3 separate regions of the Mus musculus genome follow, and all the other regions are linked to region 3. The links are chromatin loops, found by intact Hi-C in ENCODE. Cell type or tissue: left cerebral cortex. All regions are shown on one strand. Links, peaks and the distances in the headings refer to the core of each region. The heading gives the core; the rest is flanking DNA. Region 1 has its middle 44 kb from the start of Ostm1. Region 2 overlaps Afg1l (AFG1 like ATPase). Region 3 holds the start of Nr2e1 (nuclear receptor subfamily 2, group E, member 1).

Evidence for each region. Hi-C counts contacts between places; a loop is a spot of excess contacts. Peaks named below come from ENCODE experiments on the same cell type or tissue, not always from the same donor. Only the 100,000 strongest peaks of a DNase experiment are listed, where the experiment ranks them.
Region 1: a loop joins it to region 3, with 4 times the contacts of the local background. A loop is called at or near these places in 18 of 42 quality-filtered maps.
Region 2: a loop joins it to region 3, with 2.7 times the contacts of the local background. A loop is called at or near these places in 4 of 42 quality-filtered maps.

The regions. Positions count from the first base shown.
Region 1 is chr10:42,630,248-42,640,280 of GRCm38, forward strand. No RefSeq gene overlaps it. Among named protein-coding and RNA genes, the nearest start is that of Ostm1, 44 kb to the right of the region's middle. In left cerebral cortex, for the core only: a CTCF peak has its summit at 7,198; DNase peaks (open chromatin) are centred at 925, 2,407, 2,470, 2,543 and 2 more places; H3K4me3 peaks cover 1,602 bases.
Region 2 is chr10:42,411,805-42,421,837 of GRCm38, forward strand. Afg1l (AFG1 like ATPase) reads right to left here. Exons shown (of 13, transcript NM_145743.2): 6 at 3,745-3,844. Among named protein-coding and RNA genes, the nearest start is that of Afg1l, 62 kb to the right of the region's middle. In left cerebral cortex, for the core only: no CTCF peak of the experiment used is centred there; a DNase peak (open chromatin) is centred at 5,992; H3K27ac peaks cover 1,025 bases.
Region 3 is chr10:42,578,741-42,588,773 of GRCm38, forward strand. Nr2e1 (nuclear receptor subfamily 2, group E, member 1) reads right to left here and starts at 4,850. Exons shown (of 9, transcript NM_152229.3): 1 at 4,142-4,850. The coding sequence starts at 4,166. It overlaps Gm38491 (predicted gene, 38491), which reads left to right and starts at 5,052. Exons shown (of 2, transcript NR_169130.1): 1 at 5,052-5,126; 2 at 5,240-7,083. In left cerebral cortex, for the core only: a CTCF peak has its summit at 5,055; DNase peaks (open chromatin) are centred at 1,312, 3,759, 4,435, 4,690 and 4 more places; H3K4me3 peaks cover 4,444 bases; H3K27ac peaks cover 1,441 bases.

The DNA.
Region 1 (10,033 bases), core at 584-8,583, 51 kb after region 3:
CACACACACAAACTGATACATATGTGTAACAAAAACATTTTTCTTAATTAGAAGAGACAGACAGAAAAACAGACAGAAAAACAGACAGACAGACAGACAGTCCCAGAAACTGGGAGGACATGATCTGCTGGAGTGAAGAGATTTTCCTTGGGAACCTGGCTCAAGTTGCTTCTCTGGGCTTCAGAATTTGTGAAATACTTTATTCCTTGAAGTTCAGGTGCTTAGAGAGCAGCACACCTAGAGAGGAGGAACTCCTAGGAGATAGCCCAGGCAGCTGCTAGGGTGGGCAGATAGGGGCTCTTCAGAACCTGGATGTGTGTGTGGGGTGTTGTGTGTGTGTGTGTGTTGGGGGGGACTAGAAGCCAAGGGCTAAAGGTTCAGTGCCGTCCAGGGAGGCATTGGTGGCCTACCAAGGCCAGGTCAAATCCCTCTGCAATATTACAGGACAATCTGACCTCACTTCTAGCCTGACTTCAAGTACCCACTGCAGGGGAGAAGGCTGGAGTGGCCAGCAGTGGGGAAGGCCAGGAGGGATGCTTTCAGAGAGTGGGGGAGGGGAAGAGCTGCGGGCTCTCTTTGGATTGCCCAAGTGTCAGAACAAGCCCCTCATGCGGGTTTTTTTTTTCCCTCTAGTGACCCCATTCTGCCCCATGGATGTCACTTTTTCTTCTTGTTCCTTTCTTTCTTCGAGCTGCTGGGGAGAAGAGAGTCTAGGGAGGTGGGTAGGAGCATTTTTTTTTTTTCACACGAGCCCTCAGAATTACAGTTCACAAACTATTCAGTAAACTGACCGGCCTCAACCTCCCCTTCAGCGGCCTAATCTAAGGGGTGGATCTACGTGTTTTGTTGCCTGTCAGGAACAATCGCAGCGCGGCCCATTACATTTACAGCACGTCGCCCTTTAATTGGTGTAACACGCCGAGGCCTGAAAGAGAAGGGGCCTACAAAGGCAGCGTGAATGAGCCCCGACTCACACAAAAACACTCTGCAGAAGTTCAGAGCTGGCCACTAACAAGGAGGTAGGGAGTTAGTTTGAAAAGAGGGTGAAGTTCAGAAATGTGTACCTTGAGAAGCGTCCCATCAAAGCAATGGTCGCATTGACAAGCTGCAAAGAAAAAAGTTAAACCATCAGTGCGGACCTGCCTTGCTGGGTTTCTTCTTGCACTTGAGGAGGGCCCAGGAGAGGGGCCCTCTTCCTCCTGCGCCCCCCCCCCCCAGGCTCGCTGCTTCTCTCCTCCAGAGAGTTGGATTTTTTGATGTTGTTGTTGTTTTTGTTTTTTGTTTTTTAAAAAGCTGGAATGATAAACATACCTTCCACCCCTCGACTGAGATATTTTATTTTAAAAAATACCTGAATTTTCATTTTAGCAGATCCCACGAGGCTATGGGAACAGCGGGTTGTTCTCGCACCCCTGTTTGTGCTCCTTTCTCGTTTTTTTTTTTCTGGGGCGACATCCTCCGTTGTGGGGCTCAGGGAGGGCGAGGGGGAAGGTGTTTGCTAATGCTCTGTGGGAAATGCTTTGCCCGTGGGTGGACTCCCGCAATGGCAGAGGGCGTTTGCGCGCGCCCTTTAGAAGCGTTTGGCTCGGTCCGATGCGGCCTGGAGATATTTTGTTGCTGTCCAGGGGAAGGAGGACGCCGCTTTCCCTCCTTCTCTCTGCCTTACCCAGAGAAGACCCCTGAGTGTGGAAGAGCGCGTTCCCACTGTGCAAAAATGTGGCATGCTTAGAACAAACTGTCGGTGCGTGCAAAGGCCAGGGGTGAGGGTTAGGGTGGCTAGGTGGTACCTCAGTTGTGTCCTCCCTCCCGTGCCCCTATCTCTGAGATGACCTGGCTCCTCAAAATACCTTCTGGGTTCCACAGGCCTGAAATCACCCAAAAGTGGTGGTGCCGCGGTGGGTCTCCCTAGCCACCCTCTCCTGCTCCCTGATCCTGGTTTAAGACTGTGGGGGCTCAGTCCCTCGCCTGCTCTGGCGGGACACCTCGGCGCCCCGCTCCTCTGGGGAGCTCCCTAGCGCCCCGAGTCCCCCCCCACCCCGCCTCCGCGCCGCCCCACACTCTTCGCCTTTGTCTTGCAACCGGACCCCCGCCCCTCCGGCCGCTCCTGTGAACTGCCTGCCCCGTGCGAAGGCGGGGGTACTTTTCAATGCAGCGCCGCAGCTCCCTCCAGATTTGTAATCCGCCAAAAAGCCGCTGATTGCTGCAATCGTTACTTTTCATTAAAAAAACTTAGAAGCAATTTGGGAGAGCCCTTCTCAATGAATACATTTACCCCCGAACGGTCTTTATTCTCCGACTCCACTTGATGAGTTTCTCTGGCGAATCCGTTCTTACAGGCACAGAATGGGCAATCCCTTGATCCCCGTCAATTGTCATCCCGAGTCGGGGCCACTTTGACCGCCAATAGTGGGGAAGTCAGAGCTAATCCTCAGAAGGAATCACGGGAAAAGAAAAGCAACAATAACCAAGTCAAGCGTAAAAAATGAAAGAGAAATCTCTATTATCACTCAGTACATTTCCCAGCTATGTACTGAAAAAATCAGCTCGCTTGTCATTCGAGTCAGACACCCGCAGAAGAATATGGGGTCGTGGTGGGTTGGTAGACTCACACGACGTCAGGAGAGATGTTTGAGAGCGAAAGGCCTCTCCTCTGCTTCTGCCAAATCCCCCTCACATCCGCCATGACCATTAAATACAGACTGACTTTATTCTGTATGGGGAGGCCCAGGGGTGGCTGGCGAGGGAGCCCCCAACTGTGCACAGATACAAAAAAAAAAAAAGAAAAAAAAAAAAGAAAACCCTTGCAGAGCGGGGTGGGGGGAGTGTGGAAGCCAAGGATACACAACTCTCCCGCCCCTCCCGCTAGGGCCGGCTTGGCGACTGTCCCCCTCAAGGGCGCATGTGCTCTGTGCACGCGCTGCTGGTCCCCGGGTCCTGGCCGGTGTCAGGGCAGCTCAGGCCAGACCTGAGGGAGTAAGCCAACACGGCCATTTCCCACGCCGACACCTACAGTACTCAACACTGGCCTAGGCGCCCATTGCTGGGGCTGGGCTGGGGACAAAGTTCTCAAATGGCCGAGGTCAAGCGGGTTCCAGCCCAGGCGCGGCCAGAGCATCTCGGGAGGGATCGCTTTAACAGCTCCAAAGAGCTCCCAGATCAAGGTGCGAGGACCATGACCAGTATCACCTTGGGTAGCTGGCCTAGGAAGGAGGCGAAAAGCTCAAAGGGCCTGGGTCTGACCGCACCTTGTGGGTGCAGAGAAAAGTCTTTTGGTTTTTGGAGTGCCCAAACTTTACTTTCAGTTTCTCAGTAGGTGCAAGGAACCTCCTGCAGCCTAAAGGTTACTCTGCCTTTCCCAGAAGCTCCCGGGTGGAGGGCACTTCCTCTTCTCTTAGCTGGACCTGGAGGAGTCTGAGAGGTACGGCTGCAGCTGGAGTTGCCGCTCAGTGTTTGGGGTCACCCTAGTCAACCAAACCCGCCCTTGATGCCTGAAGCCTTATTCATCTGGGGAACCGCTCGGACCTGTCACTTCCCACACCCACCACATTACATGTGTTTAAGTTACATACATCACTCCCAAGCACAGCCTATTCATATCATATATTCAGAAAAACCTGTTCATGCGGTAACAAACTTCTAAACATACTACACAAGAGCTGGCCTCATCTGCACGAGTATACACACGCACGCGCGCGCGCGCGCACACACACACACACACACACACACACACACATACACGCTGAGCCTGTACACTACTGCAACACTAGCTGTGCATTATGGTCCCCAGGGTGTCCAGACTGAGTGTCTTTGGGCTTTGGCTGAGGGATCTAGACCTCCTCTGGGGTTCCCCACTGGGGCGAGTGCCTGGAACTTCTCTGAGGGCCTTCTGTGCTCAGTCTCTTCACCTGCTAGACTGGTAGAGTCGGGCCTGTTCAGGAGCTCCTCAGACCAGATCAGAGATCACACCAAGACCTATGTGGTAGGCCAGCTCACATAGGCACCAAATACTGGCCAAATGACCCTTTAAGGGAGGTGGACAGGATGCCCTCCAGTGGACGCAGGAATGAAGGTCTGAGATGCAGAGAGTAGAAGATAAACCCCCAAGGATCCCCATCCCTGCCGTGCTGAGTAAGGAGGAAGGTGGAGTGAGCCTGGCTGATACCTACAAAGGACATTCAATCCTACCCAGACTCTCACAAACGAACCTACACTTGGTCCGTGGTCTGGAAAGGGTGCTTGCGGAGAGGGCGACACTCTGCAGTCCTAATTAGTGATTTTTGTCCCCTTGTTACTGGGCTCAGCATCTCATGCAAATGAGCTTCTCATTTCAGCCACATTACCCCAGCTCCAGAATTAACTGACTCTTATCTTTAATGATATGCTGCTGAACTTCTCCCAGCCCGGCTAGCTTTTTATCTTGATTACTCTAATCAATAAGAAATGATAGAGTAGAATTATAAACTCTATTGGCTTTTAAATGTTGCCGACAAGCCCTCTAGATGCCATTCCTGTTCATTGTTATTTATTAAAATGATCCTTAGGATAAAGGCGGATGCAAATACAGAGTAGGACAAGGGGAAAGAGTCTGGGGACCAGTCCCAGCCAGTCCCTGACACCCCACCCCCCACCCTCCGCCCCAGCCCCAGGGAAGAGTCCATGCTGTTTGGGCTTGAAAGGATAAAAAAGATATTTTATTAAAGCTTTATAAAGAAAATTGCCCCTTTGAAGTATTCAGAGAAACAGAAAAACAAATTTAAAAGCACGAACCTCCCCCCCATCCCCACCCCCGCCCGGTCCCAAATGGTATTAGAGGTGAAAGCTTTGAGATACAGTCTCATTCTGGGAGGAGGTGGTATGCTGGTGGAAGCCCTACTCAAAGCTGTACACAGTGTCGGGGAGCGTGTATGTACAATTTCAAGCAGGCGGATCAACTTGACTATCCTACCACTTCTGGGAGGAGAGGGGGCGGAATCTCTTTTAAGTCTGCAGACGGTACTTTCTCCTCGAGTTGGTGGGTGGGCTGTTGGCTAGAACCTGAAGGTGACTGGACGATGTTTTGGGGTTTCTAGTTGTCTGGTACCAGGTGCTAGTGAGTTGAGTCTCGGAGCTCAACTCACTAGCGTTAGCAAGTCTCAAGATTCCGGACTCCATCAGGCCCAATTTGAGCGGCTTGGTCTGTGTTCCCCCCCCCCCTCCCCCAGCAACCTGGTTTTGGCTAAAACAGTCTTCCTTCTTTGCTCACTGAAAGACCTGTGAGGGCCCAAGGGGATAGGGAATGTCGCTCCACCCGCATACTACCCTCCACCACCCCCACCCCCACCCCCGTTCCCCCAGAGCGCAAACATACACTGGGAATTTGGTTTCGGGGCGTTTGCGAAGGGCCAGAGGTTGCGGAGAACACAGGCGGTCTCAACTCATCAGTCCTGGGCGGTTCTCACTAGCTTTCTTTTAGAGGCTATTCTGCACCAGGCACTAGGGACCATAGGCCACTCTTCGGAGATCAGGGACTTTTTTTTCCACTTTGGCTGAACCGGTCTGGACTTCCGATGGCGTCTCGAGATCCCTAGCACTCAGAACCCAAAAGGTCTAGCGGGGTGGGGGATGGAGGGCGGGGGGGGGGGGAGAGGCGTGCGCACAGCCCTGGACTCCGAGGGACTTGCTGCGGGGCGAGCAGTAGCCCAGGGGGCCCACCCTGCTGTCTACGCTCCTCCGCCGGGCCCGAGCTCCCCACTCTTGCCCTCAGCTTACCACCTACTCCGCCTCGGGTTTGCAGATTCCTCGCTGGGCGTCCCCCCCCCCTCCCCCGACCCCCGCCACCCCCAGCACATCTCCTGGAGCACGCTGGCGCTGCGACCCCGCGGGGCGGGGAAGTTGCGCGGGAACCCACGGCCAGCAACCTGCCGACGCGTGGTGAAGACTGGGCGCTCGGAGAGGACAGCCACGCAAACTCCAATCCTCGCCAAGGCCGTGGTCGAGGCGCCAAGGGAAGAGTTGGAAATCGCGAGCGAGCTAGGCCTTTTTTTTTTTTTTTTTAAATGACACATGGGGGAAGGGCTGAATGTTTCAAAAATCATGTAAAATTTCTGTTCTTAGCAACATCCTTGTTATTAGGAATGATGACTAAACCGGCAGGATTATTCTGGACTGTAAGTTATCAAGAGCCCACTAATTTCACATTAAAGCCCATTGACTGCAACGGCGTGATTGAAGGGTTTTTAACAATTAACATAATCAGAAAATGAGCTGAGATAATTTTTATTCAACTCATTACTTTTTAATCATGTATTTCTTTTAATTAATATCTTCTCCGTGAACATAACACAAAGCAGAGCACCAGTGCTGGCCCAAGCCAGCACTTCGGGACTGAATTTGACACAAGCAAATATTTCACCAGTAGCATTCATCGCATTTCCATTGTGGTGTGGGGGAAACAGAAAAAGCTTGTCCAAAAGTCACCGTGTTGTTTTGAAACACAATTTAAAGGGGTGGGGGGCGTTGGGAACGCACAAACCGGAACACGCTTTTAATTCGACTTGACTTTTACATTTGGGCGCCTCTCTTGGTTGGCGGCCAGAGGGATTCAAATGCGAAGAGACACACAGGAAGAAGAAAGACTTCTGAGGAGGGGTTACTGGTCCTGGGTCCTCAGTGAAGCAGGATGTAGTTGCACGCATCCAGGGCAGCCATCCGTTGGTGCGGTGACCCGAGGCCACGTCGGATGGAAATGGTCTAAACCCGAGGAGTTCCGGTTCCGCTAGACACCACCACTTTCTCACCCAATGGCCTTGGTTTGACCCATGAAAGGCCAGTTCCTCCCCTCCCCTAGTCTAGACTGAAGTGGGCTGAACTATTAGGCTTTCTATAAGAATCCTGTCCCCCTGCCCTCGTCCCCAGTCCAAGGTATTCGCTTTGCGTTGGATAATAAGGTTTCCTGATATGCCCAACCAGGTTGACTTAATTCAATACAAACGACTTGATCCAATCCAAACATCTTATATGTGTAGGGAACTGGCGTTGTCGGTGACACAGGCCGGGGCCAACTTCCCTTTTGTCGACCCTCCTTCTCCACTCACCAAACTCGGACTCTCACACCATCTCTGACACCTCCAGAAAGGGATATCGTGGGCTAAGATCGCTTCCAAAGTGGGATCTGTATTCGCCTCTGAAAAAGAAAGAACGCGACCCCTGGTGGAAGAAAATGGAAGTTCAAGAATTTAAGGACAAGAATTTCGTCGCCATCGTGGGTAGAGGAGAGGCTACTTAAGGAAAAGTACTATGTGAGACAGTGAAATGGAGGTGGCATCCCGGAGGTGGCTTTCAGGTGGAGAGCGCAGGGGCAAATGCTGACCAGGCACAGTCCTCTTAGGCCCCGGGGTCCTCCCTCAGCCCTGCGGTCTGGCTAATGTGGGGTCAGGCTGTCTTATCCCTCAACAGCTCAGTAGTTACAGAAAACTGATGAAGGTTTTTGTTGGTTGACCCCACCTTTTGCTTGACTGCTCCAGAGAGCATCCAAAGTCCAGAATCTTCCTTGGTTTTCTTCTAAACAGGCCTCTCCCTCTATCATTTTGATATCTCTGTCTTCAGTAGGTGATGGCACCCCTTCCCACCTTTGAAATGGGTCTCATGCATGAGGCTATCGGCAGACTCACGCTGTTGCCGAGGATGGCTTTTGTGCGTGCCAGGCAAACATTCTACCAAATGAGATACAAATCCAGCCCAGGGGATAGACTAAGGCAAAACCTCAATTTACTAAGGAGATTGCCGCTTTGAATGGAAGCCTCGCTCCTCTGGTATTGATTTGCTTAAGGAGGATCAGGGTACGGGTCTGAGTCTGAGTATAAGCATGAGGAAGACGTGGAGGAGAGGAGCCCTTCGTGCCTCTGTTCATGCCCAGGGCCGAACAATTAACCAGGAGATAAAGCTAGCTCCTCACTGATTACCTTGTCACTGTTGACCCAGAGAAGGCACTTCAGGCTAATCAAGGAAGGGCAAGGGGTGACATTTATTTCCTTGCTCTATTTTATTTTATTTATTTTTGTTTTGAGATCTGACTATGTAGACCTGGTTGACCTGTAACACACTATGTAGACCAGGCTGGTTTTGAACCCATAGAGTTCACCCTGCCTCTTCCTCCAGAGTGCTGGGACTAAAGTTGTGCACGGCTATGCCAGGCCTCATTTTATTTTTTGAGATAGGGTCTCACTATGTAGTCCTAGCTGGCCTAGTCTGTGTAGCCCAGGTTGGCCTTGAACAGGTCACTGGCGTGAGCTACCACAGCTAGCTCTTCCTTGACAACCCCCACCGTGTGTGTGTGTGTGTGTGTGTGTGTGTGTGTGTGTGTGTGTGTCTACTTTTGTCTGTCCATCCTCTGTCTGTAGTCCAGAGAACAAACTGGGTTCCCAAGAGCCAGTTGCTTTTCTATTGCTGTGTTAAGATCAGGGACGGTTATAGAAGAAAGAGGTTATTTGGGGCTTACAGTTTCAAGAGGTTGGTTAGAGTCTATGATCCTTGTGACAGGGAACATAGCCACAGGCAGGCATGACACTAGACCAGCAACTGAATTACATCTCAGTCCACAGACATGAAGCAGAGAGAATCAGCTGAGAATGGTGTGGACTTTGGAAACTTAAAAGCTTGCTCAGTGACACACCTCCTCCACCAAGACTACACCTTCCAAACCTTCCCAAACAGCTCCACCAACTGGGGACAGTCTACTCAAATGTGCGAGCCTGCGAGAAACACTCTCATCTGAGCCGCCACGGCCCTGGTTAAGTAGGTTAGGCCAGCTATCCAGTGAGCCCCAGTGATCACCTGCCTCTGTTTCCACAGCCACCTAACCTAAGAGGCTGCCCATGGCCCCTATGCTGGCCTTAAGCTAGCTATGTATCTAGGATAACCTTAAACGCCTGACTCTCCTACCTTCCAAGAGCTTGGATTACAGGTATGCGCAACTGCAGCTAGCTCCTCTCTGGCAAGTTTCAAAAGTGATTGGTTTCTTTTCCAGCTTAAAAAAATTTTATCTATCTATCTATCTATCTATCTATCTATCTATCTATCTATCTATCTATCTATCTATGTGAGTACACTGTAGCTGTACAGATGGTTGTGAGCCTTCATGTGGTTGTTGGGAATTGAATTTTTAGGACCTCTGCTCACTCTGGTCAATCCCGCGGCCCCGCTTGCTCTGGTCTGCTCCGCTCGTTCAGGCCCAAAGATTTATTTATTATTATACATAAGTACACTGTATCTGACTTCAGAATACAGGGCGTCATTACGGGTGGTTGTGAGTCACCATGTGGTTGCTGGGATTTGAACTCAGGACCTTCAGAAGAGCAGTCAGTGCTCTTACTCACTGAGCCATCTCACCAGCCCCCTCTTTTCCAATTTGAACTGAGTCTAAATAGTACAAAACAGAGTACACCATCAAAACATTTTAAAAGGTGCACAAGTCATGGGCCGCTGAGAGGACTCAGTGGGCAAAGGCACTGGCCACATTGACTTTATAACCTGAGTTCAGCAGGCCCTGGGAAGGGAAGTCATTCTCTGACCTCTACTTGTTCTGTGACTCACATTCCTTGTCTTAGTTAAGGTTTCCTTTGTTGTGGAGAGACACCAGGACCAAGGCAACTCTGACAAGGACAACATTTAGTTGGGAATGGCTTACAGGTTCAGAGGTTCAGTCCATCATCACCATGGCGGGAGCATGGCAGTGTGCAGGCAGGCATGGAGCTGGAGGAGTCAAAAGGCAAACAGGAGAACACTGACTCTTCTGCACTGGGTGGAGCTTAAGCCTAGGACCTCAAAGCCCACGCCCACAGTGACACACTTCCTCCAACAAGGCCACGCCTCCTGATAGTGTTACTTCCCATGATCCAAGCATATTCTAACCACCACACTCCTCCTCCATCACACACATTCACGCAAAGTGAATGAGTAAAATGCGCTGGCATAATTCTGGTCAGAATGTACACGTGAAGATGAGATTATCTGAATGGTGCCTCCCCAACTCTCTCTGTTCCTAGGGGACTCTTTC
Region 2 (10,033 bases), core at 1,075-9,074, 170 kb before region 3:
AGAACAACTCCAGTACACCAAGAAATACTCTCCCTTTGCTCCTGTGCACTCAAAATCTCCCTTCCCAGGCGACGTAACCACTGATCCATTCTTCATTCTTTTATTATGTCTTTTCCTGATATCAATATTCTGTCTTTTTCTTCAACAATAAAATTATACACACACAGGAATGGACTCATACATATGAATAAGTATATCCACATTCATATTGTATCATATTCTTTGTGTTAAGGTTTTTTAATTTGGGGGGAAAGGGGTTGGGGTGTTTTGTTCTTGTTTTGTTGAGATGGTGTCTTCTCGTGTCAGTCAGGCTGACCTAGGACTTACACCATAGCCCAGGCTGCCTCTTAACTTACACTCAGCCTCCTGGGTAATAGGATTACAGGTGTAATGCCACCATGCCTTAGTGTCAAAGCATTAAGCTATTTGATCCCAGCACTCAGAAGCAGAGACAAGAAGACCACAAGTTGGAAGCCAGCCCAGAGCTAGGAGGTGGTGGTACACATCATTAACCCCAGCACTGGGATGCAGAGACTAGCCTGATCTATAGAGTGAGTTCCAGGAGAGCCAGAGGCCCTGTCATGGAAGAAAGAAAGAGAGAGAGAGAGAGAGAGAGAGAGAGAGAGAGAGAGAGAGAGAGAAAGGAAGGAAGGAAGGAAGGAAGGAAGGAAGGAAGGAAGGAAGGAAGGAAGGAAGGAAGGAAGGAAGAAAAGCAAGCTTGAGCTAGGTAGTAAGTTGTTTCAGGCTAGCCAAAACTACATAGTGACACCTTATCTACAGACAGACCGACAGGCAGACAGATGGACAGACGGATGGACGGGCAAGCAGACGGGTGGATGGATGGATGGATGGATGATGGATTATGGATGGATAGATGGATGGATGGATAGATAGCCTATTAAGATGACTTTCTTCTGCCAGTGGAGAGATTCTAGAGCTATGGAGAAACGGGCTGTCAGTTGACTAGAGTTCAACTGCTGCAACTCTGCATCTTGAATTCCCTTTGGGTCTTCTCAGAAGAGCAATTCCAGCTCACGTTCAGCACACTACCTGACAGCCCAGGGACCCTGTTCATGCCTCCCTCAGCCTCTCCCTGTGACTGCCTGCCTTGCTTTGCCACAATTCCAAGCACTGCCTTCCTTCAGCAATCTTGCTAGAACTTCCTAGATTGTTCTAGCACCTTGCTACTTATGAGCATAGCATTATCGCTGTGCAAAGATGATCCTGACAGCACTGTTAGATCAGTCATAGTAGAGGCAGACATCAGTCTCACTTAGCTGAACAATCTAGTATTTGTATGTGTATGGTGTTACCTGCATATGCATGTGGGGGAGGGGGTGTGCACTAAAATACATACATTTGTATCATTTGTCTTCCTCTATTACTCTTGTTTTAGTGACTGGTCTACTGCTGTGGAGAGACACCATGACCAAGGCAACTCTTGTAAGGGAAAGCATTCATCTGGGGGCTTGCTTAGAGTTTCAGAGGCTTAGTCCATTGCATGGCAGGAAGGGTGGTAACATGCAGACATGCGTAGTGCTGGAGCAGTAGCTGAGAGTTTTAAATCCTGAACTATAGGCAATGGGGAGAAAAAGAGAGACTCTGGGTCTAGTGTGGGCTTTGGAAACCTCAAAGCCCACCCACAGTGGCACACCTCCTTCAACAAGGCCACACCCTGTAATCCTTTAACTCTGAAACAAACATCCAAATATGCAAGCCGGGGCTGTGCAACCGGCATTATCACCCAAACTATCACAGCAATCAATGCCCCCCTTTCTTTTTTTTTTTTTTTTTTAAGACAGGGTCTCACCAGGTTGCCTTGGCTAGTCTGGAAGTCTGTATATAGAGTAGGCTGGCCTTGAACTTACAGAAATCCCCCTGCCTCTGCCTCCCTGAGATGCCCAAACAGTAATTTTCTTTTTTAAAGAAGCTCCTGTGTGAGTCTCCCTGCCCCCGTGGACTGTCAACCCTTCAGTGCACATGGGCAGAGGGAACAGTGACACTGAGTGTGGAGGAGAGGGGTTCAGAAGCCCTGTGAGTAGGTATGGCGAATGACCACACGGGACTGATTGTCAGTAGACAGATCAACTTATCTTAGGGTGATTCAAGGCTTTGGGGAACTGAGGGTAGGGACATCCAAGATGGGCAATGGTCATAGGTCATTAGCATGGGGAAGCATTTCAGGAATCCCAGGCGCTGGCTGAACAGGTTTGTCAGGAGAAAAGAAATTAATCCTATAAACTAATTGAGGCTATGTGATATTCCTTAGGTAGAGGTGAGTGTGGGGGCTTAGAACCCCCCAGACAGGGTCAGAGAAGGAGAAACCTGTTAACAAGAAGTCCTCCATTATTTGCCAAGTCCCAGAAGGCTACCTGTCAATGGTAGACTTCAACCTTAATTAGCAGAGTTTCTCGCACTTTTTTTTTAAGATTTATTTTTATGAGTACACCATAGCTGTCTTCATGCACACCAGAAGCGGGCATCGGATCCCATTACAGATGGTTCTGAGCCACCATGTGGTTGCTAGGGATTGAACTCAGAACTTCTAGAAGAGCAGTCAGTAAGTACTATCAACCTCTGAGCCACCCTCCAGCCCTTTCCCACACTCTTGAAGGACGAGAAGATAGCCCAGTGGTAGACTGCTTGCTTGGTTGCCGTGTTTTTATTCCCTATGAACCAGTCCATCAGTAAGCCCTGTTGGCTTGGCCTATAATAGAAACAGCACCTGAGCATTTCTTACCACAGCTCCGTCTCCTCTGAGTGCTGTGACAGACTCCTCAGTCCTTACTCCCAGTCTCAAACACTCAGCCCTGCAATCCATTCTGCACTGCAGCCAGAGAATCTTGCAGAAATGCAGACATTCTACATTCAATCTGAGGCCGCTTACTGAGATCCATCCATGTGTTAGGCACTCTGAGAGAACACACTCACACCCACACACGGAGATAAAAGATGCCAATTGATCAGTGCTCTCACAAAGCTTCTGGACAGACAATGAGTGGAAAAGACAATAAAGAAATCAACTATGGTGGGACATACGAGCCATGTGAGGAGAGAGAGAAGGGCAAACAGTAGTGCCACGGGGTAAGAGGGCGGGGCTGTGCAATCGGCAGACAGGCCTAGGGCCCTCTGGAAAGGTACTTCTGAGCAGATCTGACCGTCCCCTGTGAAACATTATTTTGGAATCCTCACCTTTAACTGACCACATGATGAGCTATAAAAAGAAAATACAAGATTTGAAATGTGTTACATTTGTCTAACCAGTACTTGTATTTTAATTCTTAAATGCTTTCCTAATAAGCCACAAGTGCCTTTTTAGAAATGATAAATTAAGTGAAGTAGAAAAAAAAAAACTACTCATGAGAGTGGGTTTCATCTTTTTCTAAAATTTAATTAAGAGTTTTTCATTTCATTGGGCTTTCTTTTATGGCATAAAAAGCAGATGAAAAGACTTATGTTTTTATATGTACGCATCACATGTCTAGTGTTGGGGGAACCATACCCAACATGGGAATCAACTAGGCTCAGCTTGCTTAAAAAAAAAAAAAACAAACAAACAAAAAACAGAAATATTTTTAAATGTGAATCCCGACTAATTTTTCAGATTGAGCCTGGTCTAACACCAAGGGTAGGCGAAAGCAGCAGATCTACAAGCCCAAGAAAATTACTACAGAAATGTGAGCTTTTGAAAGCTCCCTAAGTCTCCATCTAATTGGATGGGGAGCGCTCACTATGTTCCGTTACCTTCCGGTGGTCTGTTGGATGTTGCCACAACGACGACCCCGTTTTTGAACAGATTTTCAAAAAGCTGTTTCAGAATCATGGCGTCGGCGATGTCAGTGACCTGTGGACGACAACACATTTGTTTTATTTCCATTTCACTTCTGCTCTAACAAATTTGCTAATGGCTCCTCTTTTTTTTTTTTTTTTTTTTTTTTGGTAAGACGGAAGTGAATTCCGAGAGAAAAAATTCTAATTATCGTCCTGAGAGAAAAAGTAGATAATTAAAAGCATGAAAGGCCATCGAACAGTCTTTTAAACTCACACATCCTGTGCTACAAGTCAATCATTCCACCCAGATTATCAAGTGGTTCTATGCTAACTTCTTCATCAAGCACACGTAGGAAACATAGGAAAGTATCCGGAGCATTTAGGAAATCCAATTAATTAGAGCATGAGCAACTCTCTCCTAATCCTACCACCCCCTTCCAACACACACACACACACACACACACACACACACACACACACACACAGAGGCAAGGGAGTAAGAATAACAACGTTAAAATATACAGGATATTTGCAATTCCTAATACCTTTCTGGCAAAGGTCCCTGGAAAGGTGACTTTTAATGGTCATGGGACTTCAGAAATAAGGACAAGTAGCCAGTGAGACATAATCAGCTGCTGTTGAAAATAGAATGATATGACATAGATACTATTGTGCAATTGTTGCACAAAACAATTCAACAGATGGCCCATCACAGAAATAAGCAATTTCATTGTTCTTTTTAAGTGCCTTCTATTACTGTCCATGAATAATCCAAAGGCACTGCAGTCACTTCCAGCATGCCAGCCTCTGCTAACCTTCCAAACACAAATATTCCTGCTAAAGAAAAAAAGAAAAAAAAATAGAAATAAATCCATCCCTAACCAGGATGCTTGGTACAGTGCTTTAAAACAGCCTCTGGCAAAACAAGGAACGCATCATGCAGATTAAACAAGGCATAAAAGAGGGCAGGCGAAACTACGTGAGACAACAGAAACACAGCTACTCGTCTCCTCTAAAATTATTTCTTCTTCAAATCCATAATCAAAAAGTCCACTTATCGGCCACTTTTAAAAGAGGCTGTCACAGTTCACAAAGAAATCAGCAATCAGGGGGCAAACTCTACACACAGCCTAACGCTGGATGAAGACAGGCTGACCGCTGCGGCTGCTGAATGGTCCTTAGATACTCGGGAGAGCAGTACTTGGACTTTCTTTACCAGCACATCTCAAGAACCCGCTCGTTACACTTGCCTCACGTGTACTACTTACTAACGCCTCGCCTTTTTAAATTACTCCCTGGTACAGGATACAGAAACACATGGGAATCTCCCTATTTGATCAGGAAACGACAGGTTACCAACTGACCCCATGTAACACAGCCCCTCAAACCTGAGCTGCACAAGCCTAGCCTGCTTCTCTCTTCCTGCCCAGGACCTTCCTGATGGTGAAGATTTTTCCACCTACCTGAACCAAAGGAAACCTGGAGGGACAGTGAGACAGCAGGGGTTCTTTTTGTCTCAAGCAATGACTTTAAAACATATAACCTAAGAGAAACTGCTGGAAATGCCTTCCTGGAACTTCAAGTGCTCTCTGAAGAAGAAAGAGACTAAGGGGCTCAGTGGGAGCTCAGGATCACGGACAAATTTTGCTCTCACAAAAACATTCATAGAGAAGGTCCTTTTCAAATGCTTAAACACCAGTGGCATTTCTGATGAGGGGACAGAACGAGCTTGCAAAATTCAGCAGGAACTGAATGAACTTTTAAATTCCGTTTTGAAGCCAGGTCTAGCTTTCTCCATACATTTAGTTTACAGTGAAAATCAATGAAATGTGACTCAATATTGGAAAACAAAGGCCGTCCTTTGACGACGTCCACAGTGCTTTTTGGAACAAAAAAAGGAAAAACAGCTTTTGTGCCCCGAGGTTCAGAGCAGAATATTCGGCTGGTTACACGTTACAAAAGCTTAAACCAGAAATGGATGAAACAGACAGACAGTCAGGGTTTGTGGTCGAGTTCCACTTAGCTGTTTTTACATTATAGGGTGTTATTGTGCTAGCTGAGAAAATTAACTTGGAGGCGCTATGACTAATTAATAAAGCAGGAGTCACCCAGTGCAGCTGGATGCCAGTGTAGACTCTTTGATCCTGGCCCTGCACTTGTCCCGCCTTGCTGGGGAACAGTAATTTTACAGTGTAAGTGAACAGAAGACAATTGGCCCCACATTCTTGGAGAGCTGGGGTGTTCAGCGCCCAGCATTTCATTACCATCCGGAACAAAAGACAAGGCTACAGATTACCAATAAGGGTAGTCTGCGAGCAGAGAGTGGGGACATTGCATTACAGAGAAGAGATCTTCATGACCTAGAGTTGCCTTCCATCCTGACGCACTTAAAAAAAAAAAAAAGTAACTCATTTCCATGTGTAAGTGCTTGCGTCTCAGTCACCCACTGATTGGTACCACGCCACGGAGTGACTGACAAACATAAGCATGCATTATCAGTAATTAGTATTAGCACAAAAACAAGCACCTACTTTTTATTAGCAGTTTTTAATGCACTCCTGCTTTGTAAAAAAAAAATGGCTAACAGCATCTGTTGAAGGATATTGATACTTTACGGAGAATTTACACAGAGGTCTGCTCATCAAAATGCTTTTTAAAAAATACTACATTAGGAAGGCATGTCTTCCCTCAGGAATCTGAAGTCCTCAGAATCATAAGCAGTTTAGCGTATTCAAAGACTAAGTAAGTGGTTTAACAGGTAACATATTCAAAGACAATACAATAAATATTTGAAAGAAAATCTTAAGAACAGGGTATTCTTTTATTTCAGCATCTAAAACACACTTAAGGAAAAGAAAAAAATAAAGCCTATGCAGACACATCCCTCAGCCAAGCTAAGCAGCATGTCTGCATGTCACACTTGGTAAGGATGACGACGAGAGAATTTGCACTGCAAAATCTGAGCTAAATCCTGCTGAGACAGCACCTTAAACCCTCCTTAAATTCAGGAGCACAGGTAGACGGGCCCTTGCTTCTAAGCAGCAATAATTTCCATTTATCTCCTTATAAAATAGGCACCACATTCATTCCCTCCACCCCAAAGGCCAATCACAAGGACCGAAACCAGCAACACTAATGAATGACAGGGTTCAGTTTTAAGAGGGAAGTAGCAGCTGCAGATACACTGGCACTAAGAATAAAGCTCCAAAAAATTCTCTCTTAATAAATCCAGCAAGTGTCATACTAGGTTTAAGGCTGACTAAATTAAAACATCGACCAAAACCACGCCTTACGAGATATTTAAACACATGATACAAGACTTTGTATACTAAGGAAAATACATAACTTAGCTGCTCCAAGTCGGGGCAAGGATGCTGGATTTAAGCTGCATTACCTCTATGCCCATCAATTTGTCACATCACCTCTCTGGCCATTTCCTCATCGATATAATGAAAGCAGCAACAATACTTAGTTGTAAAGCTTTAGTAAGACATATGTTAAAGTCTCAAGAAACATTAGCTAGGGTTAATATATATATATATATATGTTATATACACTCCATAGTAGTAACACATTGCTATATAGACTCTTGATTGTAAACGGAAGGATAGATATCACGTACAATACATAGGCATTAGGATTGGCAGTTAAGAGTAATTCTTGTTAATCTAGAGGACCCCAGCTCAGTTCCCAGAACCCAGGCAAGGAAGCTCATAGCTGCCTATAACTCCAGCTCCAGGGGATCCATGATTCCTTCTTACAGTCAACCAATTTATGTGCATACATGTATACAATTAAAACTAAAATAAAGCTTTTGTTTAGAAGGAGGAGAAGGAGGAGGAGGAGAAAAAGAAGAAGGGGAAGAGGAAGAAGAAGGAGAAGAAGGAGAAGAAGAGGAGGAGGAGGAGGAGGAGGAGGAGGAAGAAGATGATGATGATCATAGAGGCCAGACAGGATGGAGCATACTTTGAATCCCTGCATTCAGGAGGCAGAGGCAAATAGATCTGTGTGAGTTTGAAGCCAGCCTGGTCTACAAAACAAGTTCCAGAAGAGTCAGAGCTACATAGAGAGGCCTTGTCACAACAAAACAAAAACAAACAACAAAAACACATAAGCACATAGAAAACACCCAGTAAACATCACCCAACAGTACCCAACAGTATGGGACATACATAAGGAGCTGAGACGCAGCCTGTGGCGGAGTTGTCTAGCATGCAAGAGGCCTTACTGACCATCTCTAGCACCCCTAAAAACAACAACAAAAAGATAAAGACTATATATGACAGATTGAATGTAACATCCCAATAAATAAATAAGCAATACCTCAAACATTTCATAAAAGACTAATTTAACTAGTAAGTAAACAATTGAGAAAATTTATATTGATGCACAAATAATATAAATCAATAAGATACCATTTGCATCTATTAACAATTAAAAATTATCAGAAAATTCAAGACATTGACAGGAGAAAATGTGGGCTGAAGTTTAAGTTTTGGGGATCAACAATACTGATTTTGCTTGAGAGGTGCTAGACACAAAGGTAGTAATGTTTATTAGGGACTGCTGTAAGCAAAGCTTACTGGGCCATTCTGGTGGGGTTCTGGAAGACCAGGACGACAAAACATGGACAGTAAGGACTGTTCATGAGGTTTAGGCAAAAAGGACCCCATGTGGGAAATGAGCTAGAGGCTGTTTGTGTTAGAGTCTGGCAAGAATGCAATATGATCTGCTCATGTCCTGAAATGTTCATATTGAAGTGAGGCTGACTTCAAAGCCAGTGGGCGTTTAATTTGTTGTAGGGAAAAAAGTTAACCCAGCCTAGCATTCAACTGTGGCACGGTTATTGTTTGATGCCGGGTTTATAGTGAGAAATCAGCAAAAAAAAAAAAAAACAGAGGCAGATGTAAGAGATAAAAGCTAGGTTCAACTAGGCAAAGAAAAGAATGTGAGCGCATTTAAAGCCGTGGACGAGGGGCTGGATTGACGCTCAACGAAGAGCAGTTGCTGCTCTTGCAGAGACCAGGTTTAGTTCCTACCATCCATGCGGCAGCTTACAACCATCCATAACTGCAGTTCCAGGAAACCTGGTACCCTCTGCAAGCACCAGGCACACATGCAGTGGACTTAAATGCATGCAGGCAAACACTCATTCACTTAAAATAAAAATAAATCTTTTTTAAAAAAACAGCAGGGGAGGCTGAAGGGATAGCTCAATGGTTGAGCACCGGCTGGGGTTTCTGAAGACAGCTATAAATCTTTAAAAAAAAAAAATGTCACCACAGAAATGCAAAGGAATTGTGAATGTGTTTTCAATTTCAAGAAGTCTTCAGCTAGCCAGGCGTGGCAGCGCACGCCTTTAATCCCAGTACTCGGAAGGCAGAGGCAGGTGGATTTCTGAGTTCGAGACCAGCCTGGTCAACAAAGTGAGTTCCAGGACAGCCAGGGCTACACAGAGAAACCCTGTTTTGAAAACAACAACAACAAAAAAAAAAAAAAAAAACTAGATACAGGGCTGGAGAGATGGCTCAGTGGTTATGAGCACTAGTTGCTCTTCCAAAGAACCCAGTTTGATTCCCACACCCACATGGCAGTTCACAACAGCCTGTAATTCCTGTTCCAGATGATATGATGCTCTCTGCTCTCTTCTGGCTTCTGTGAACAATGTACACACATGGTGCACAGACATACCAGCAGGCAAACTACTCATACAACTAAAATAAAAATTCATACATACATACATACACACACACACATATATATACACATACATACATACACACACACACACACACACATATACACATACATACATACATACATATACACACACACACATATATATACACATACATACATACATATACACATACTATAAGATTCAGGGAGCTGAGGAGATGGCTTGGTGGTTAGGAATGCTTAATAGTCTTACAGAGGGCTTAAGTCATCGCTCATCACTCCTAACGGGCTCTTACAACTGCCTATAACTCTAGTTTCCAAGGATCTGGTGTCCTCTGGCCTTGGTGGCCTTCTATAAACACATGGTACATATAAACTCATGTAGGCAAACACATTTCATTTTTATGAAATGAAATAAATATAATATGATATAAATACACGCAGACTTTGTTCACTACAACATATTTATTTCAGTCTTTGAATTTTAAAAGGAACAAAGTTAAAACATCTTCAAGTTCCCAAAGGTGTCATAGGCTCAGACACTGTGCTCACTGGGCCTAATGGGTGCATCAGGCCTACTAGC
Region 3 (10,033 bases), core at 1,185-9,184:
AGAAGAAAAACAAACACGACTGGAACCGGGTTGGCAGCTGGAAGGCAATCGAGCTTTCTCTGAGCTGAGCCGGGCGCTTGTTATTATTAGGATTATTATTGTGATGCTAATACTCAGATTATTAATGATAATAAGGGTAGTGGTAATTGCCCAACTTTCTTTTTACCTATGGAAAAATGCTTAGTGCTGCGAGTTTGAGAAATTATTTCTTTCAGAAAAAAAGTTGAGGGGGAGGGAAGTAACCGGTGTGAGCAAGAGCAGAGATAGCCAAATGGTGGCTTTCTAGTTGGGGTAGACAGAGGTAGTCACCTCTCCCCCTTTACCCCCAAGTCCTTTCCGCCGAAACATCGGTCTCTTCCCTTCACCACTTCGTGGTGGTGGCATCTTCTGCATTTTTTTTTTTCTGCTGCTGGAGGAAAGGGGAGTTGTTTTTGTTTTTTGTTTTTTTCTTTTGACTGGCTCTAATTTGTCTGGGATTGCTACCCACGCAGGAGAACTTTGCATGGGCTCTCCAAGCCTGGCGGCCTTTGGGAAGAGGGCACTAAGAAGGGGTGCGTGTTTTCTCTCAGGCGTGAGTCCAACAAGTGCCTGAATCAAGCTACTGACGAGGACACATTTCCGTAAACAATGGGAATATTTATAAAACGTGTTAACATTATCATTAAAAAAATACAGTCAACAACAATTAACACCTGATTTTCCCATCACTCCGGGTCAAAGGCATTCCAACTCCGGACCAGGCTATCTCCGGCCTCGTGGGAACCCCACAGCAGCTCCGGGAGCACCCAGATTGGGGGCGGGAGAGGCAGCAGTGGGAAGCTGAGCCAACGGAGCTGGGGAGGTGAGGGCGCTGTCTGCGGAGGCCCCGAGGCGAGGGAACCCCGAGGCGCCTGAGGTGGCTTGCACTCCGGGCTCTGGCCTCCTCTTCCTCAGGTGGAGGGGGGAGTGCGGGGGGCCCGGCAAGGGGAGGTCGGTAAGGACCCGGCTCAGCCCGGGTAATTACAACCCCGCCGCAGCACCTGCCTATAGAGCCACCAGTGACCCGTCAAAAAGAGTAGCATGGGAATTCGGACGGCGACAAAGGCTGGCGGGGGAGGCGTTCGGCGTTGCGGCCACCGCCTCGGCGCCCCCTCTCCCGCAGGGCAAGAGCGGAGATTGTGTTGGGGAAGGGAGGGGCTGGGGTGAATCAAGTGTAGTTCTTGTCCTTCACCCCCTGGGGCCTGTCACTACTCCCCAAACAACTCACGGTCGCGCCTGGACTGCGCGGCCACCAGCTCTGCTGCACAGCACTCCCTGTGGAAACAGAACGCAGAGCTCAGATCTTCCAAAGTTCTCCTCCCTCTGGGTCGCTTGGGGCCCCCTATTAAGGGCTCAGGAGCACTGTCGCCCCAGCTGCCCTTCTCGTCCCGGCAGCACTGAGGGTGAGCCCGAAGGGGAAGCAGTGGCGGGCCGCTTACCCAGGCTTCCCATCCAGATTGGAGCCTACGGTCACTAATTTCTGGAGAAGACGAGCTCAAGGTGGATGACCCTTTTCTGGCTCATTGGTCAGGATGCCGGATTGTCACCACTTGGGCTTGCTGCTCGGCCTTAAGGGCTGACTTCCCCATCCAAGCAAAGGAGAGCCAGAGAGAGAGCTGGGTTGGGGCGGGGCACAGAAGGGAGGGAAGCGAAAATTCCAGGGCATAGAGGGTCGACGCCTCCGACTCCACCAACCAGCCACGTTAAGGTGACTTGGGGTCACAGACAAGCTGGTTGACTGCGGCGTAGCTCTTCTCTTTTAGCAAGCCGAGCGAACTCAGATGTGAGTCGAGCGAGTTTCCTGAGGCTGGAAAACGGTTCTTAACTTCCCTCCCCAGGGGGTCCCCTCAGGGCTTTTTGTGGGTCATAATTGCCTAAAGATATATGGCAGCTTCGATTACTGTAATTACCATCAGAGGCTGTTGAAAGAAGTTAGTCTGGGCTGCAAGGGTGACTGGTCAGGGTCTTGGTACCACCCAGGCGGGAATCCGGGTAACAAGGCTCTGTTCTCCAGCCAGCCAAGTAAGATGAAGCCCTCCCTGCCTCGAGACTGGCCCCACTGCTCTCAGAGCCCCCTCACTGCCTGGACCGCAGGGCCACAGAATTTCCGCTGGCCACAGCCTGGGTCTGAAAACCTGGATGAAGCGGCACTTTTTGCAGGGTCTGCTCCCTCACCCAGAGAGCAAAATTTTCAAAGCCATCGGGCACTGACTGGAGTCTCCAGGCCTTCAAGGGCAATCTCCAAGGCTTGATAAGCTAGAAAACTCAACTTTCCCCAGAAATTGCCTTCTCACGTCATGTGCCCACCCTGACTCCCAAGTCCAGAGTCTGCCAGCCAGCATCTGTCTTGTTCACAGGGCTGGGGTGCTGAGCTGAACGCCTAGCTTCGCACCCACCCCTTCCCTCTTCTCCGAGGACCCACTTTTCAAGTTCCATGGAAGCTTCGAGCTTCAAATCTCAAGAGACAGGTTTGGCTGTTCCAGGGTGAACGTGCCAGGGAGGCCTCCCAGGCCCTTCAACCTCGGTGTTGCCTGGCATGCAGGTTTGTAATGCAGCAGGAAGGGTCTCCTGTTTCTCTTGGGAAAGATACTCACCCAGAATTATTATTATTATTATTATTATTATTATTATTATTATTATTATTATTATTATTTCTGAGCCTGCACTACTTTCCAGAGCTCAGAACAGCCAGGGCAAGGATAGGCCAAGGCTAATGGAAGCCGTGGTCCTGCCCAAGTGTCAGTTGTGCACTGAAGCTGTGGTGAAGTTTCCTTCCCTGGGCCCTATCTCTGACCGTTTTCCCTTTCTTTCTTTCTTTCTTTCTTTCTTTCTTTCTTTCTTTCTTTCTTTCTTTCTTTCTTTCTTTCTTTCTTTCTTCCTTCCTTCCTTCCTTCCTTCCTTCCTTCGTTTTTTTTTTTTTGACGTTCACTTTACTCTAGTTTTTAAACTCAGCACCCAAATCAAAACAAGCGCACAAAATGAAAACACAAGCCACTTCTTACGGGGGCGAGAGGTGGAGGCGGGAACTGCATCCATCCTAAGTGAGACTTCATTATCAGTCCCCAGAAGTAACCAAGACTCTTCCAACTTTCAAAGACCCTGGACAATGAGGGCGAGTGAAGGGGGAGGGGGCGGGAAGGAACTCACAGAGAGCGCCAAAAATGTTATGGGGGGGGGGGGGGACTACACCGGTGGCTAGCGAGTTTCAGGGTGTGCGCACTATACACAGACCCTAGAACTCCCAGCCTCCGGCCTGTGGAAGGCGGGAACTGGAAAGCCCCGGGGAGACCGTTGTACCGCGTAGGCGCCCACCACGCCGGCTCAGGCCTACGCACTCCGAGGGTCTGCAGATTCTGTGCTCGCACACGCCCAGCTGCCCTGCACTTCTGCCTGTCTTTGGAGGTCAACAGAGATCAGTTGCAGCAGTGCGGTCTATGGGAGAGGAAGCTGGAAGAAGAAGCGTCCGGAGTGAGCAGGCCGCAGACTCCTGTCGGTGCTGGGCTCCCGCTCCGAAAGTCCTTGGGATTAGGGATTTGGTCCTCTCTTTGCTAGACTGGCTCGCCATACTTTACATTCCCCAGTTATGACCTACGCGGATTTAGGATTAAGGAAAATGTGACTTTTAAATGGTTTCTGCTTCCCGGTTTTGCAGGATTATTTGAAATAGCTGGAAACGGAGTGCAAAGCATTCCATTCGAAATCCGCTTTTTGCAGAGTTGCTTTTGCGCGCTGCAAGCTCTGAGTTTTTGAGCGGCTGCGTTATTGTGCGGCCGCCTGGAGCTGCGGCCCAGTTCCCGCCCCTGGCTCACCCCTCCCACCTTCGGCACCTGCAGCTAAATAGAAACAGCAGGCTGGACCGGTGGGCTGCCACGGGTCGCAACCTTCCTGATACACCGGGGAGACCCGGAAGAGCTAGCATCCAGAAGCAACGAAATTGCTCTCCCAGTTGCACGAAACGCTCCAACGCAACAGTCTAAGAGAGCTAGGCCAACGGACATACAAGCCCGAGAGAGTATTACTCTGGGGCTCAAATTCAGAGCTCTCAGAAGGACCATCCCGGCCTCCCAGCCTGCCCTCCCCAGGCCACGCGCCAGGACCCCGCGGCTGCCCGAGCGGTACCCACTTGTTGATCCGGCGGGCTTGCTCATGCTGGCGGTCCCGGGGCGCAGCGGTTGGTGGGCACTGCCGGATTCCCGACCCACGGCGCCCACGTCGCCGCCGGCCGCCGCCGCTCTCCAGCCGCCCTCCAGCCTGCGAGGCTCCCGGGCGGGACAGACAGGTGGCTATTGGTTGTGCGCTGCCCTGCTCTCCCCGGCGCTCAGAATTCGTTCCACAGTGGAAATGTAAGCATCCTTAAGTTTCTTTCCCGGCTCTAGCAAAACTGCAGCTGCTGGGGATGCGGCTTGATGTGGACACAGTCTTGAACAGACAGATGGAGAGATGGACAGGCAGGCTGAAGAGGGAGGACAGCGCGAGGGGAATATGGAAGGACAGAGATGGAGACACGGAAATGGTCTTCCTACGGAGCAACGAAGGCGAACTTCCCCTCGTTCCCCATGCTTGGTACTGCTTCCAATCTCTCCCTCCACACAGGCGTGCAGAGTGGGCAGCTCTCTGCAGACTGCAGATCTTCTGTGGAAAGGCGAAAATCACAGCCGCAGTCTCAGAGGCAGATTAAGCTCCTCGCTGCCGGAGCCCCGGCGCCGAGAGGGGAAACTAGATTGCTGGGAGATCTTCCAAGGGGAGAGGTGGCCAGATCCGAGTTTCCGGGGACAGCCGCGCACGCAGCGGCGAAGGGTCCCCGAAGTTCATTACCCTGTGACTTTGTGCCTGTCGCTGCGGGCCGGGTCTCTGGTAATATCTCCAGTAGCGCTCTGACAGGCAGCCGCGGGGAGGGGAATAGGGCGTCCCTGGCCCACTTAGCTTTTCCCCCAACTCCTGGCGGGGTCTGACGTCAGCCATGTGCGGGGAGGAGATGGGAAGAGGGAGGGGGTTAAATGCTAATGATATTAATGAACCTCCAAGCGGCTTCCAAAGAAAATGCAAGCGCTCTCGGAGCTGACGAGTTGAGAGTGAATACGGGCAAGCGGCTCCGTGCGTGCGTGATGGTGAGGACGGAGCCGCTCTTGTAATAAAAAAAATATGAATTTTTATATTTCACGGGAAGGGAGGAGGGGAGGGGTGGTGGGGCTCTCTCAAAACGCTTTTCCCCTCTCTCCAGAATGCCAGACAGATAGATTCGTGGAAGATATTGGGTAGCTGTGTCTGTGTATGATTGTGTGCGCCCGGACATGGCCATGTGAGTTGGTTCATTGTTGGTCTCGCGCCCCTTCTGTTGGGTAAAACTTGGATCTGGCCCGAGGTGAGTAATTTATTCATTTTGCAACTATCTATGGAAAGCCAGAGCTGAGGTCGCGGTGCGCGGTCTTGGGGACTGGGCTGGGATCTTGCGGTCCCTCGGCCTCGGCGTGACGGCTTTGGGCACCGCCGCGGGGAGGGCTTCGCCAGCTTCTTGCAAACAAAACCGGCCAACCCGGAGCTGGCGGCGTCCCTCTCGCCTCCATTGCGTGTACTGAGCAGCTGAGAGGCAAAGCCTCAAAGCCTTCCCTCCTGCGGTTGGTCCCCAGCGGGCGTCGCTGGCTTACCCCTGCAGGCCTGGGGACTCTGGAGAGCTCCGCCACCTTCCTCCCCAGCCGGGTCGCCTACCCGAAATCCTAGAGCTCTCTGGCATCTTGGTCGTGGCGCGGCGCGGGGACAGCGCGCGCCGAGGGAGCCTTGATCTCCGATCTCTAAGAGATTAATTCTATTTAAGCTCCCTCCGCCGCTTGAACTTGTCGAACAAGAGCTTGCCAGCCTCTCCTCGGGGCGTGGGCCCGGCCGGGGGTCAGAGGTCGCGCCTCCAGCTCTCCAGACCGAATTGGAGGCTGGGGGCTGGCGAGCTGTGGACAGCGCTCCTCCTGGTCGCTAGCCCACCCTTCCCGCAGCTCCCTCCTCACCTGGCCGCAGTGCCTGTTGGAGTCTCCCGTGTGACTGCCTGGCCCTGCAGATCCAAGGACCGGGTCCCAACTCGAAAGGGCTGTATGCTCCTGTCTCAGGCCTCAGCACGTGAAAGCAACTTTTCCCGGATTGCCCGAGCCTGGGAGGCAAGGAACCAAGAGCAGCACACACAGCAACTACCAGGCTTAGGGCCAGGCCACTTGGAACAACCGAGAGGCGGGTGATCGTGTCCCATACCACCTCTCCTTTATGGTCTTTCAAACAAGGGCGAGTATAGGGTAAGCTGGGGATTTTTAGATGACAAGGAGGGAAAATTAACATTTTTTTTTTGACAGTCAACTTGGGCTGCCAGCGAGCCCTGCTCGCGGCACAGCTCAAACTCGAACTCAGTGCAAAGAGAGGAGAGGCATTTCCGGCTAGGGTTTTAGAGACAGGGTGCCAGGCTCGGCTTTTGGTCCTCGGGTCTAACTCTTGCCAGAGATCCAATTGATGCTGCTGTGGCAGACACCACCATCGCGATGTGGAGGCAGAAGGGGGGTGCTTGGTCAAGGACAAAGGACTTCAAGTGGAACTAATTTGCCGTGGGCAAAGATGTGGGCAAGTGGTGGTGGGAACTAAACACGGACTTGTCTTCAGGGAGAAGTTTAAGGATTTGTGGACAGGAAGAGAACTAGGGATGTTTCAGGTGCCCAGTCTGGAAGGTAGAAGGACTTGGCTGCTCTGGATTCCAAACAACTCTCGACTCCTCCTGCAGTGCCTGCTGACTCATTTACAGACACCAAAACTTGTGAAAAATACTCCCAAACTCACACAGTTGTCCCCCAAACAAAATTGGAATGTTCTTTCTCCAGCCACTAACTAACTCTTAATCGAACTAGGTGCCAAGAAGCCCACTAAACAGACACGGGTGCACACACCCCACCCCCACTCCACACCGAGAGAACGATCCAATTCTGGCAAAAGCCACAAGGGGCTACCCACCCCGCAGCATATGCGTTCTGTATTCTGGGCGCCCGACTGTAATTATCCGCGCGTTTTGCATAATTCACAATACAGTTCTGAAATCATCGTGATGACTTTCTGGCATGATTGGTTCGGTGGTAAAGGCAGCAACTAGCTCCAGAATAGGCTGGCGTGCTTAGGATTCTACAGCCCCTAGATGCGCAGAGAAGCCCAAGGGCTGCCTGGCCTCTGCTCGAGCCAACCAGCTGAAGGCCACAGGGACCCTGGTTCGAAACTTTGAAAAACTGAAGCTAATTGGGACACGGCTCAAAGAAAAATCTTTAGCAGAGCAAAGACTGACTTCATTTCCCATCCACTGGCCTCAACACGCTGCCCGCCTCATAGGAGGTGCCACAGAATGTGGGAAAGAAAGAAGTCCTTGGCAGACTTCCCAAGGGGCCTACCAGAGGCACAGCGAGGCAACCAGGAGATGGGAAATCAGATCCTGCCCATCTAGCTGTGTAACCTTAGGCAAGCGACTAGACCTCTCTGACCCTCAGACTGTTATCTAAAAAAAAAAAAAAAAAAAAAATTGTGCCTTTGTTTAATTCCAGTTTCCAAAGTTCTCCCTATGAGACTCCTAAGGAGAACAATTGATAAAAGCAAGTGCCATCTATCTTTAACAGACACAAAGATACATTTTTAGGTTGGCAAAAGGGAAAAGCCAAATCCAGAGGTCCTCTGCACTGTTTGTCTGTTTGCTTTCATGACATGGTCCCCCTGTGTATCTGGTTATCCAGGAACTCACTATGGAGTAAAGCAGGCTGGCTTCTTCCTATCCACAGAGATCCTCCTGCCTCTGCCCACTGCGTGCTGGGATTAAAGGTGCCTACTTCCCCCTCACCTCTTCTGAGTCTGCTGCCTCAACCTCAGCTAAAGCCTGCAACCCTAGCCAGGTTCGTTTCATTGAAGGATGACTCCATTTTGATTCAGGGGGAAAATTCATGCAACAATAATTAGCACCCAACATGTGAGGCCTGGGGATGTGGATTAATGGTATGGCCCCTTCCTTACTCAGAGAGACTGGGAGTGGGTATGGACACATAGCAATAGTGGTTTGGGGCACTGCATTTAAGAGTTTGGTTCTGCATTTAAGAGTACTTGTTGCTGTAGCAGAGGACTTGAGTTTGAATCCTTGAACTCTAGTGGAAGCTCGCAACCATCTGTCACTACAGTCTGGAGATCTGACGCCCTCTTCTGGCCTCCGTGGACACCTGCCCTGCATGTGATGTACATGTGTATACATGCAAAACACCCATGTACATAAAACAGTGTTTTAAAATTTGAGACAGGGTTTCCTCTGTGTAGCCTTGGCTGTGCCAGAACTTGCCCTGTAGACTATGCTGGCCTCTCACAGAGATCCACTTGCTTGTGTTTCCTGAGCGCTGGGACTGAGAGGTGTGTGCTGGCTAAAACAGCATTTTTAAAATGTTTTAGATTGAGGTCAATGCAGGAGACACTTGGAAAGTATACAGAGGTTCCCAGATCAGTGAGCAGCATTGTGGGTTACACACAGATCCTGGAAAGTTGGTCTTGGACTGAGTGCATACTCTGTGCAGCTTCTGAGACCGGTTCTTACAGGTCTTTCCTCTGTCCAGACAGTTTAAAGCAGTGCTTCAATTCATGTTAACCAGGCTGTGTGAGAGGCAGGTGAGGGGACCCTTCTAAGTCCCCGGGGAGGTGTGTGTGAGGGGGGACAACTGTTTGTGATGCTTGTTCTGCCCTTCACTGGCTTCCCTCAAAGGATGCCATAGCCTCCTTTCCCTGCCTCTCTCCCTTGCTACTAAATGGAAAAGACCTAAAGAGCGGAGGGGAGGGGAGGGGAGGGGAGTGGAGGGGAGGGGAGGGGAGGGGAAGGGAGGGGAGGGGAGGGGAAGGCAGTAAGCTCGCTGTGGAACTCAGCCCCTTCTTTCTTTACATGCTAGTTTGCATGAGGGAGAAACACGCTTTTCAGTTACTTCTAAGTGTATTGCCAGACAGCCCCTGGCTATGGCTTGCCCAGTAGGTGGATCATAGGGCAGAGTCCCGACAGGTAATGACAGGTAATAGGGGTCCAGTAAGATTCTGCTAAGTGGCAGAACTAGTACCAGCCTTGCTTCTGATTCTTCAGTTCTTCCAAGAGCCTCTTCACACATTGCTTGGCTGCTGACCATACTCAGCAAAAAACCACAGAGAACAATCCAGAAAGCAATTCCAGCTCCTCCAGAAGACAATGGACACTGAGCTGCAGACTTTTCTTAGCACAATGCAGGACAGCGCTGCTGAGAGTTAGTTGTCCGTTATAAATCCTGTCTCTGTACTTACACACACATACACACCCCACTGAGCAGAAGAAATTCAATTCTAGAGTCAAAGAGGAGAGACTTCTGGAGTCTCACTGCATCTTGCGCTAACACTCAAATAGAAGTGTCTGCCCTGCTGGGCTGTGGTGGCCCACACCTTTAATCCCAGCACTCAGGAGGCTGAGGCAGGTGGATCTCTGAATTGGAGGCCAGCCTAGTCTAAAGAGCAAGTTTCAGGACAGCTAGCATTATGAAGATAAACCCTGTCTTGAAAAACAAACTAGGAGGAGGAGGAGGAGGAGGAGGAGGAGGAGGAGGAGGAGGAGGCAGCAGCAGCAAAAGCTACCCAGCCCGCTGTGAGCTTAGCTCTAGTGGGGCTTACATAAGTGGGATGTGTAAGTGAACCTGTTTGCTTGGCATCACAAAGCCCCCACACTCGGTGGGACAGTGTTGGGTGAAAAGGTATAGGGATAGGTTGGGGTCCCTAAGTCTCAGGAGGCACAACAGAAGCTGACTTTCTGAAACAAAAGACTGTCTAAGGGATTCCAAACGAGACCTCTTCCTGGGAGATGCTGGGCACCCATCCTCCTTTGCCCCTTCAGTTCCTATAAGTTACCCGATCAGTTTGGTTTTCTTGTAATGCCCAGACTCTCAGAGCACACAAAAGAAAGGACCACAGTACACATTCATTTTTACTGATGAGGACACCGGGACCCTTCAAACAAACAAACAAA